Regions from separate parts of the Homo sapiens genome. Here region 2 is linked to region 1. Evidence: read pairs that join two places in POLR2A ChIA-PET (ENCODE). Cell type or tissue: Caco-2. All regions are shown on one strand. Each heading gives the region's core, and the rest is flanking DNA. Links, peaks and the distances in the headings are about the cores only. Region 1 overlaps CCDC136 (coiled-coil domain containing 136). Region 2 overlaps CALU (calumenin).

What was found. Peaks named below come from ENCODE experiments on the same cell type or tissue, not always from the same donor. Only the 100,000 strongest peaks of a DNase experiment are listed, where the experiment ranks them.
Region 2: POLR2A ChIA-PET joins it to region 1 with 5 read pairs; 8 of 35 experiments call an interaction of 5 or more read pairs at or near these places.

The regions. Positions count from the first base shown.
Region 1 is chr7:128,810,548-128,815,926 of GRCh38, reverse strand. It overlaps CCDC136 (coiled-coil domain containing 136), which reads right to left. Exons shown (of 18, transcript NM_022742.5): 13 at 3,615-4,127; 14 at 2,998-3,219; 15 at 1,008-1,289; 16 at 1-313. Among named protein-coding and RNA genes, the nearest start is that of FLNC, 17 kb to the left of the region's middle. In Caco-2, for the core only: no CTCF peak of the experiment used is centred there; no DNase peak of the experiment used is centred there.
Region 2 is chr7:128,744,839-128,750,217 of GRCh38, reverse strand. CALU (calumenin) reads right to left here. Exons shown (of 7, transcript NM_001219.5): 2 at 1,414-1,645. The coding sequence starts at 1,634. Among named protein-coding and RNA genes, the nearest start is that of CALU, 8.2 kb to the right of the region's middle. In Caco-2, for the core only: no CTCF peak of the experiment used is centred there; a DNase peak (open chromatin) is centred at 2,689.

The DNA.
Region 1 (5,379 bases), core at 16-5,015:
TGCTCTCGGAAAGTCTGAGGGGGTTATTTTCTTCGGGACTTTCAAGGGAAGAGTCGGCGTCATCCTCCTCCTCTTCACTGTCTTCTTCCTTCTCCTCTTCCTCTTTGTCCTCTTCATTTTCCTCCTGATCTTCTGTGGATTTAGCTTCCTCAGGATCTGCTGGCTCAGCAACTAGCTCATCCCCACACTGCTCCTTTGCTTCCTCTTTCACTTGCTTTTTTTCCTCCTCCATCTCCTCTTTCTTTTCCTCCTCTTTTGCTAGTCCATCTAATTTCCTCTGGCTGGCCTTGTAGTACAGCACTACCTCCAGACTCTGTGGGGTGGGAGTAGGGCAGGATGGCGGCTGCGTTACCTGTGAAGCTCCTAATCTCATGACAATGCTGTACTAGCTCCAGGAAACATGACTTCCAGCATGTCAGAGTGCAAGGGTGTGGCCCGGTGCTCTGGGACTGTGAGCCAATCCCCTGAGCATATGTAGAGGGCATCACACCTCACCTCTCAGGGCCACTATGTCTGTTGGCCATTAAGCCATTTCAAACAGCTACCACAACTAAAGAGTCTTGGGCTCTGCACCTAAATTGTTGCTTCCCACCCCTACAGTGACTCTTCTTTTACCCAATCCTCTTTCACTTATTAGTACATAACTACTTTGAACAAATTCCTCCCTCTTCATCTATTTGGTTCTTCTCTTGGGCATGTAACCCAGGAAGAACAGGAGCCCCAACAAATGGGGCTGGGCAAACTGAAGGAGTTGTCCAGCCTAGGGGCTGTGGTCCTTTGGGGCTGCACCTCCCGATGTGAGTTGTCTGTGTTCCACTCTCCCCATAACTTCACAGGAAAAGGGAGCACCCACTTTCCATTAAGATGGGAACCACTGTAGACACTTCAGAGATCCCAGAAGCTTCTCTACAAATCCCTTGCCTGGTTGAAAGGGTTGTGGAGGCAATGCTTCTTCCCAGGATCTCCTCCTCCTTTCTGCTTATCTGGCTACCAAGGTTACTACTCACCTTTCTGGTCTCAAGGTCGCTCTCAGAAGTATCCGAGCATGGCTTGGTCACCTTTTTCATTTTAACCCCATTGGCATTCTTGTTCATGTTCTTATTAGCATTCTTCCCCCGGGCTTCTTTGACAACAGAAGGCCTCTTCTCCCTGAGCTGGCGGAGCTCCTCCTGGCAGCACTGCAGCTGCCCCTCCAGCTGCTCCTGCACTACCAGAAGCCGCCCCTGCTCATCCATGCTAGCCTGGTATTGCAGCTGCAGCTCCCGCAGCTTGGTCTGCAGTTCTTTGATCTGTTGGTAGTGGAGGGCCAGTTACCCAGAGTTGGCTGGTTATGCAACCAGTTGGCTGACCACGCAACCAAACTCAGCCCTGCTTGGGGGTCACTGTCTCAGAAATCTCCCTGTTAAAGCCCATAGGAAGTAGACAATAAAGAAAATATTCAACGGTGGAAAATGAGCCTCTCAAATAGTTTTACAAATAGCTTCTCCTAACTTGAGGCACCTGATGATGTCCATCTAATAAGATGAAAAAAACGGCAGGGCGCAGCGGCTCACTTGCCATCCAGTGTAATCCCAGCACTTCAAGAGGCTGAGGTGGGCAGATCACTTGAGGTCAGGAGTTCGAGACCAGCCTGGCCAACATGGTGAAACCCCATGTCTACTAAAAATACAAACATTCGCTGGGCTTATTGGAGCGCGCCTGTAGTCCCAGAAACTTGGGAAGCTGAAACAGGAGAATCACTTGAACCCAGGAGGCGGAGGTTGCAGGAAGCTGAGATCGTGCCACTGCACTCCAGCCTGGTGACAGAGCAAGACTCTGTCTCAAAAAAAAAAAAGAAGGTCAAAACAATGATTTAAATGGTGTTTTCTACTGTGACTGGGGAATAACAATAGGGCTGCTACCAATTCTGAACCTCAGGGATTTATTATATAATTCTTTTTTTTGAGACAAGAGTTTCACTCTTGTTGCCCAGGCTGGAGTGCAATGGCATGATCTTGGCTCACCGCAACCTCCGCCTCCTGGATTCAAGCGGTTTTCCTGCCTCAGCCTCTTGAGTAGCTGGCATTACAGGCATGCGCCACCATGCCCAGCTAATTTTGTGTATTTTTAGTAGAGATGGGGTTTCTCCAAGTTGGCCAGGCTGGTCTCAAACTCCTGACCTCAAGTGATCCACCCGCCTCGGCCTCCCAAAGTGCTGAGATTACAGGGGTGAGCCACCGCACCTGGCCTAGAATTCTTTTTATGGGAACTCCTACTTCATCCAACCCATCTCTCTAACAGGAACAATTACTTAAAGAACTGTGTTGTACACTCCTGAAGTGTGTACTGGGCTCCTGCACCTCACCCTGGAAACAGAGGCAAGTCACATCCTGCTCCCTGATCTCGGGTTTTGTCTTCCTTGGCTGATGGCAGCACACAACCATCCCCTCAGTAGGTACCAATACTAGCCAATCTGGACCCATGTGTTCGCTGCTCTCTGAATCTCTCCCGTGTGTATACAAAGAGACCCCCACTGGACCGTGAACCCCTGGCCAGAGACAAGACTTCTGTCCCATTCCTAGGGGGTGCAGAGCACTCTTCTTGGCATTGTGAGCGATCCAAAAGGAGACATGTCCCTGTCCTTGAGCTGCTTGCAATCTAGTTGGTGCTCCTAGTTGGTGCACCGGGAGACAAGGCAAATGCACACAAAATGATGAAAGAAGATTGGCAAATGCAAAAATACAGTTCTACAGAAGTGGTCTAGAACACAAAGCAAAAGAGAACAGAAGTGGCAAAGGGAGAAAGAGAGAAATCATTCGATGAGAGAAGTCCTGATGACTAGTAAACCCCAGCTCCACGGGCACTTGGGAAATGTCATCAGGGATGGAGCAGACTGCCCAGCCTCTGAGGTGCATATTCTCCCTGCTTTGTCCCTCTCTTTAGCCTCTATGAAGTGGCCATGACCTCTATGGCTCCAGGGGCTGCCAGAGGAAACCCTGCCTCCCTGACAGTGGTTACCTCATTCTTGTCGTTCTGGGGGGCCATGGGCTTTTCAAGGCATTCCATGCACTCCTTGAACTCCCTTTCACAGGCATCCAGCTCTTCCTTCAGGTCTTTCTGCTTGGCCAGTAACTTTTCCATCTGCTCTTGCAGCTGGCTGTGTTCCTCCTGGCTTATCTGGTACATGGCCTGCACCGCCTGCAGCTTGATCAGCACTTTCACAACCATTTCCTCAAAGCGCTGCGGGGGGTGGGGGAGCAACAATAGCACCCTGAGGAGCACCTAAGCTCCGCCCTACTCTGCTGGGCCCTTCCCTGGATACCAAACAATGGCCACCAGGATCCAGAGATGCCCGCGGGGGATTACTATATTTACCCCCATAAAGAGCATCGTGGCTGTGGTGAGGAAACGGACTGAATCTTATGGGCCTCTGTCCAGATGGGGGATTCTCTCTATGAGAGGGCTGAGCGGGAGACCAGGCTGCCATGGGTAGAGGGCTTCGCTTACTTCCAATAGTTCCCCAGGTCAGTTCTGACCCCATTCCCACACTTCTTGCCCCTTCCCCTGGCGATGTATCTCTTAAAAAGACAAGAGTCCATCGTCCCCTGCCTGACCTGTCACCTGGCAACCATTACCTCCATGTCTTCAGGCTCAGCAGGTTCCTCGTCAGTGCAGCTGCTGACAAAACTCTTCTGGCAGGTGTCAGAGCTACTGGTGCTGCCGTAACTCTTCTTATAGGTAATGCTGCTGTTGCTGGTAGTGCAGTAACTCTTCCCATAGGCCTCACTGGCACTGGTGCTGCTGTCATAGCTCTTGAGAAAGCTCTTGCTGCTGGTCTGGGTGCTGGTGTAACTCTTGTAATAGCTCTCATTGTCATCCACAGTGGTATCATAAGTCTTGCGACAGTTCTCATTGCTGGGGACCATGCTACCATAGCTCTTCCCGTAGGACTCAAGGCTCATTTTTATAGAAGGGGACTGGACTTGAAGCAGCTGCATTTCTTCCAGGCAGAGCTGCAAGTCTGCCTGCAGCCTCTTCCGCTCCTCTAGGAGCCTCCCTTGCTCTTGCTGCAAGAGCTCCTGCTTCGCCTGACCGGCGTCATACATCACCTGCAGGGCCTGCATCTGCTCCATGAGCAGCTTGGATTGCTGGGGGCAGGGGTGGGGAGACAGTATCATTACTCTGACACTTCAGTCCTTCCAGCTGCACCTCTCCTGGTACAGATGTCTGAGAGCACACCTTAGAGAATGGCACACCTACATTTCCACCTCACCCCGGCCTATGTCTCTGACTTAGCCTATAGGTAACTGGCATGTATCAGTTTCTTGCTCATTTGGGAAAATCTCCCCAGGGCAGATACTCCATGATTTCCGGGCTCCCATTTCGGCTGGTTTCTGCACTTTGGTACATCCCTGTCTCCTTGGAGCAGTGCCGAGTGGGTTTCCAGAACACCCTGGCTCCCTACCACACCCTCTTCTCAGTCAGGTATACCTGTTATCCTGACCTTCAGGCTCAGTCCCCTCGCCCACCCCTAGTTCTAAAATCAGCCCCGGCCTTGAATGCGGCAATATGAAGAATTGGAATCAAAGTCTTACTATTAGTTCCTGTATCTCCTGCCCCAATTCTGAATCTGGCCTCTGGGCATGTTGGGCCTGGCTTCTTGGCTGCTGATGTCCAGGATGAGATCTGATCAGTTAAGGAAATATTTTATACCTGGTTCCCAGCTGTGTTACCCAGGCCTCCAGCCTGGACATCTGATGCCCCTGGAATATGATCCAGCCTCACAGTGTTGACTTCTGCTACTCCCTGGTTCTCCTTGTTCAGAATAAGATCTGAATGAATAGATTTGGCCTAAACCGAAACTGTCTACCTGCCCCTCCTTGCCCACGCTGAGACCTCAGAACAACTTTATCCCCCAACCCTGAAGAGAATTGTATGGTGATCTCCACCTGTGTCACCTCATCTGAATGACCTCTTGCTGGTACTTGAGAGGCATCAATTTTCTGGTCTAACCCCTGTGACCTTGCTCTGTTACTGCCACCAAAGTTCCAATGAAGATAGTGTGGTCAGTACTAAGAACCCCATATGCTAGGAATTCTTCTCTTGGAAATGAAAGGCCCCAAATTTGCCTCATAGAGAACACCAAAGGTGATAGATTTTGATAACTGAGAAGTGTACTTTTCCACTCAAGAAAAAGATGACATTTAGAGTCAGTCCAAAGGAATCCAAACAAACACCAAACTGATATTATACATCTTACTGGGAATGAGTCGAATGATCTGATGACAGACTTCTGGTCATCCCAGCTCTGCCCTGAGTGCTCATAGTGCTTCAACTGGGCACTGTGAATATCAGTGTGATAAAGGATAATGGCATCTAGGTGAGGTCCTCAGGCCGTAT
Region 2 (5,379 bases), core at 203-5,202, 66 kb after region 1:
ATGGCTCTGTTGCCCAGGCTGGAGTGCAGTGGCGTGATCTCGGCTCACTACAAGCTCCACCTCCCGGGTTCACGCCATTCTCCTGCCTCAGCCTCCCAAGTAGCTGGGACTACAGGCACGCGCCACCACGCCCGGCTAATTTTTTTTGTATTTTTAGTAGAGATGGGGTTTCACAGTGTTAGCCAGGATGGTCTCGATCTCCTGACCTCGTGATCCAACCGCCTCAGCCTCCCAAGGTGCTGGGATTACAGGCGTGAGCCACCGTACCTGATCTGCATTTCTATTTTCAGCCTGGAATGTTAGTACAGTTATTAGATTAAAACTGAAAGTGAGGATGGTCTCCCAAAGGAAAGCAACCTAATAGAAAACTAACTCTGTGATGCATATCTATCTACTTTCAAATGCTATGTGACAGTGCTCATTCTACATAGCAAAATATCTTTATTATTTCTGTCAATGTTGAAAAATAAAACATTGTACCCTTCAGTCAGTAGATAACCCAATGAAAAAATACATCTATTCTGCAGCATCTTCCAAAGCAAATCCTACAACGTCTTATGATCAAAATGCTACCCATCAAGGCAAAATATTTTTAGAAATTGCTATGTGTGGCACAACTTTCCACACAAATCTCTTGAATACAATCAGGAAGTTGCACCAACAGTGCTCACTGAGAAGAATATTTTTACAAAATTGACCTGCATTTTCTTCAAAAGGAAGGCTTTGGAAGGACCAAAAAAGACATTCTCAGATCCCCAATTAGAAATAATCAACTGGGATTCTACCAAATCCATTTTTCAGGACAAAAGATGTCTACCGAGAGAGCCAAAGAACCTGACTATGGCCCTGCTGTTACTGAAACAGTAACTCATACTCAGACATTAAGTTACAATTTTCTAAAAGACAAAGTTGGTTTGATTTTTGTTTTTTAATTAAACAAATATCTGAGAATGAAAATAAAGAGGGTGAAGGACACCTCGGGAAATCATAAACTTTATAGGGATCCAATGTGCCGTTTATTAGCCCATCAAAGACTTGGCTTGTGCCAGGTCAGTAGGGCACAGATAGTTTTTAAAAATTAAAAGCAGTAGAGATGAGAAGAGATGAGAAATCCCCCCATGCTATGTTCTTCTGGTAGCAAGATAATGCAGTTCAAGTTGGGTCTTGCAGTACTTGGTACTTTTATGCAAAAATGATGCTTTGTAGAATGAGGCACCAACTGTTATTCAATTAAAAATGTATGAAATCAGGCATTTAATGAAATTTTAGAGGTAGTAATTCCATGGTTAGCTTTCAGAAGATGTATTAATAGTTCAATATAACTTTACTCATAACTGAGCCAGAAAAGAAAAGAATTAGCCTTTATAAAGAATGTCATTACCCACACTAGACCCCTGAGAGGTGGTACCTTACCCAAGCCTTTCCTTGCTCTCTTCTGGTGTCAGCTGATCAAAGGTCTTTGCTTCTTCAGCACCCAAGAAGGCATCATGGTCATAATCAAAACTCTGAGCATCATTGTGAACCTTGTCACTGAGCTGAGGCTCATGATGTACACGGTCCTTCTTTTCTGTGGGTTTGCTCAAGGCAAAGGCTGTGCACAGGGACAGGCACATAAGAAACTGTCGCAGGTCCATGATAATTAGATCTTGAAGAAAATGAAAAGCAGTTAATTCAGGAGGCAGTATGCTTAATAACTAAATAAGAAATTAAAAGCTCACATCCGAGTTAAACTATTAATTTGATATACATATCTATGCAAGTCTTTTATATTATCCCAAATATTACTTCATCCATAAAATAAGTATGGTGGAATATCAGACTCTTCAATTATTACAGTGAGAAATTTTTACCAGTTTCCTTCATCTGATTGTAGGCTGATAAGAAACTTATAGTTAAAATGTCCACTTTCTGTTTTCTTTCAAAAGATACCAAAGTAGAATTTTAATCCTTTTGCCCAAGTTCATAAGAATTAAAAGTGAAAGAACCAAGGTTTAAATGTTGACTCCAAATCCTTTACTTCTTGTACGCATTGGTGGTCTGGTCTTCAAACATGGCTGGTTATTAGAATCATCTAGGAAGCTTTAAGTTTCTCCTATTGATTTAGAGTCTCTGAAGCTGAATTCAGACATTCGTAGCTTTAAATGTTTTTCAGGTGATTCTGATGTTCATGAGATTAGGAACCAGCGAAATACTTGGCAGCTTCCTTGGTCTATAGCACCAAGTCTCCAACATCCAGGCTCAACCTTGAGTCACCTTCAAAGGCCAAATCATTCAGATGGTCTAGTCATAGATAAGAACGTCTTTATCCTTCTGCACAGTTGTTTCCCATACTTGCCTAGGCATAAATACCACCTGTAGTACTGTTCAAAGTACAGATTCCCAGGCCCTGATTCAAACTTTCAGAATCTCTGTAGTCACAGGTGACTCTAATGAACAAGCACAAAGCTGGAACACTTGACTGAAAAATGTGACAAAAAACCTGCAAAGAAGCTGCAGAGTACACATCTGTTTAGCACACTCTACTGATACCCCGTGATACTATCCAGAGTGGTTAAGGTCTTAGAGGGAAAAAAAAAAATTAAAAATCAAGAAGAAGGGTTTTCAGGCTTTTACATTTTTTCTTTCATCACTGGGAAGGCAGCTCAGTGGGGGAGGGTGGGAGGTCCTGAAATGGCAGAGGAGGACATATCAGTAGAGAGTGGAAAGTGTTCTAGAGTAAATACGACAACACAGTAAGACAAACAGAAAAGTACCTAAGGAGATAATGGGGGCGGGGGTTGGGGGGCAGTCATTCCCAAGTGCCCCAGTCTCAAATAAGGTACTGTTACTGATGACGTGAAGGTTAAGACTTAGGAAAATCCATCAGAAGAAGCAATGTGAAAGCAAGACCATGAAACCCATAGAGAAATGGGTAGAAGATGGTACTTATTACTCTATTCCTATCAATGTTAGAACTTGGCTATGTTTCTCAACATTGTTTCATTCAATCCCATCAAAATACCCACATTTACAGACAAAGATACTTGTATTAAGATGTTCAATGATGACAGTTCACAATGATTAAAAAATCGGAAAACAAATAAAAACAGAGAATTGGTAAAATATATTAAATCTCGATTATGGAAAAATACACAAAGGTTAAAAAGAATGGGCCGGGCGCAGTGGCTCATGCTTGTAATCCCAGCACACTGGGAGGCCGAGGCGGGTGGATCACAAGGTCAGGAGATCGAGATCATCCTGGCTAACACGGTAAAACCCCGTCTCTACTACAAATACAAAAAATTAGCCGGGCGTGGTGGTGGGTGCCTGTAGTCCCAGCTACTTGGGAGGCTGTGGCAGGAGAATGGCGTGAACCCAGGAGGCAGAGCTTGCAGTGAGCCGAGATAGCACCTCTACACTCCAGCCTGGGCTACAGAGTGAGACTCCGTCTCAAAAAAAAAAAAAAAAAAAAAAAAGAATGACATGAGGCCGGGGGTGGTGGTTCACGCCTGTAATCCCAAGACTTTGGGAGGCTAATGCAGGCGGATCACTTGCATCCGGGAGTTTAAGACAAGCCTGGGTGATAGCGAAACACTGTCTCTACTAAAAATACAAAAATTAGCTGGGCATGGTGGCATACACCTGTAGTCTCAGCTACTCAGGAGGCTGAGGTGGGAGGATAGCTTGAACCCACCAGGTGGAGGTTGCAGTTAGCTGAGATTGTACCACTGCACTCCAGCGTGGGTGACAGAGATCCTATCTCAAAAAAAATAAAAAAAGCAGCCAGGCATGGTGGCTCATGCCTGTAATCCCAGCACTTTGGGAGGCCGAGGCGGGAGGATCACTTGAGGTCAGGAGTTCGAGACCACCCTGGGAAATACGGTGAAACCCTGTCTCTACTAAAAATACAAAACTTAGCTGGGTGTGGTGGCACACGCCTGTAGTCCCAGCTACTCAGGAGGCTGAGGCACGAGAAGTACTGGAACCCGGGAGGCAGAGGCTGCAGTGAGCTGAGATCTCACCACTGCACTTCAGTGACAGAGCGAGACCCTTCCTCAAAAAAAAGAATGTAAAAAAAAAAAAAGAACGAGATGCATCTATCTGCAGTGAAATGGAAAATTCACCAAGATATGTCAAGTGAACAAAAAAAGCAAGGTTCAAAACAACGTCAAGATCTCATTTACATAAAAAGCAAAACAAAATTAAACAATCTCCCCAGCTTGTTTTTATTTGTATAAAATATAACATGCACATAAATGGTGTGCAAAGACAAATACCCATGTGTAAACAGTGGTAACCTCAAGGTTCATGGGAGAAGAGACAGGAATGGGGTGGGCTGGTAAGATTGGTGTGAAAGTGAACTTTAATACTGTATCCTGCTGTACTGTCTAATTTGTATGAACAGCACACTCTCATGTTTATTAGCTTTCTGTGTGCACCACTTGTAAAATATTGCTCTGGGTGAACAACACTCTGGCTGACCCTCCAATAATTCAACTGATCAATCAAATCAGTTAAAGAGTAAACAGAAAATCCGAGATTTAGCGGCTCTATAAATACAACATTAAAGTGAGTATGCCTTTACTTCAGGGCAAAATGAAACTTCTATCTCAAACTATAAACAATTCTTTTTTTGAGACAGGGTCTTACTCTGTCACCCAGGCTAGATATAGTGGTGTGATGATAGCTCACTGCAGTCTGGTCCTCTGGGGCTCAGACCATCCTCCCACTTCAGCCTCCCAAGTAGCTGGGAATACAAGTGTGTACCACCATGCACAGCAAATTAAAAAAAAAAAAATGTTGTAGAGTCTCACTATGTTGCCCAGACTGGTCTCAAGCGATCCTCCAGCCCTGGCCTCCCAAAGTGCTGGGATTACAGTCGTAAGCCACCATACCCAGCCTATAAACAAATAATTCTTTAGATAAACAAAACTTTGGAAACAAAAAACAGAATTATATGTTGTTGATGTTTTGGGATATATCCCAACAATATGTATAGTGACAGAGGCTTGCAGAATCAAGTAAAATCAAGAGTCACTGCAACAAAGGATTTTCCTTATGCCTAAGGGGACTTTATCTTTAGGAAAATTTTACAAATGATTACATTCTCAAAATAAAATATAGCATAATACCCTAACAATTCTTGCCAACCCCAAATATTACAATATGAATAAATACTTATGCACTCTAACATAATCTGGTCCTGGAAAGGATACTGTACCAAGTTTTGAGACATGTAGCATACAGAAATGTAATAGATTGGTTTACTCTGTGATTTAGAGGGAAAACTACATTTATGTTTCAGGCTTAATATCTTGATACAAGGATACCAGAATTCCAAAGAGTAGAAGCCAAGTGATTTAGCTTTATCACTCACCCATTTCTCCTTCCTTCCCCTCT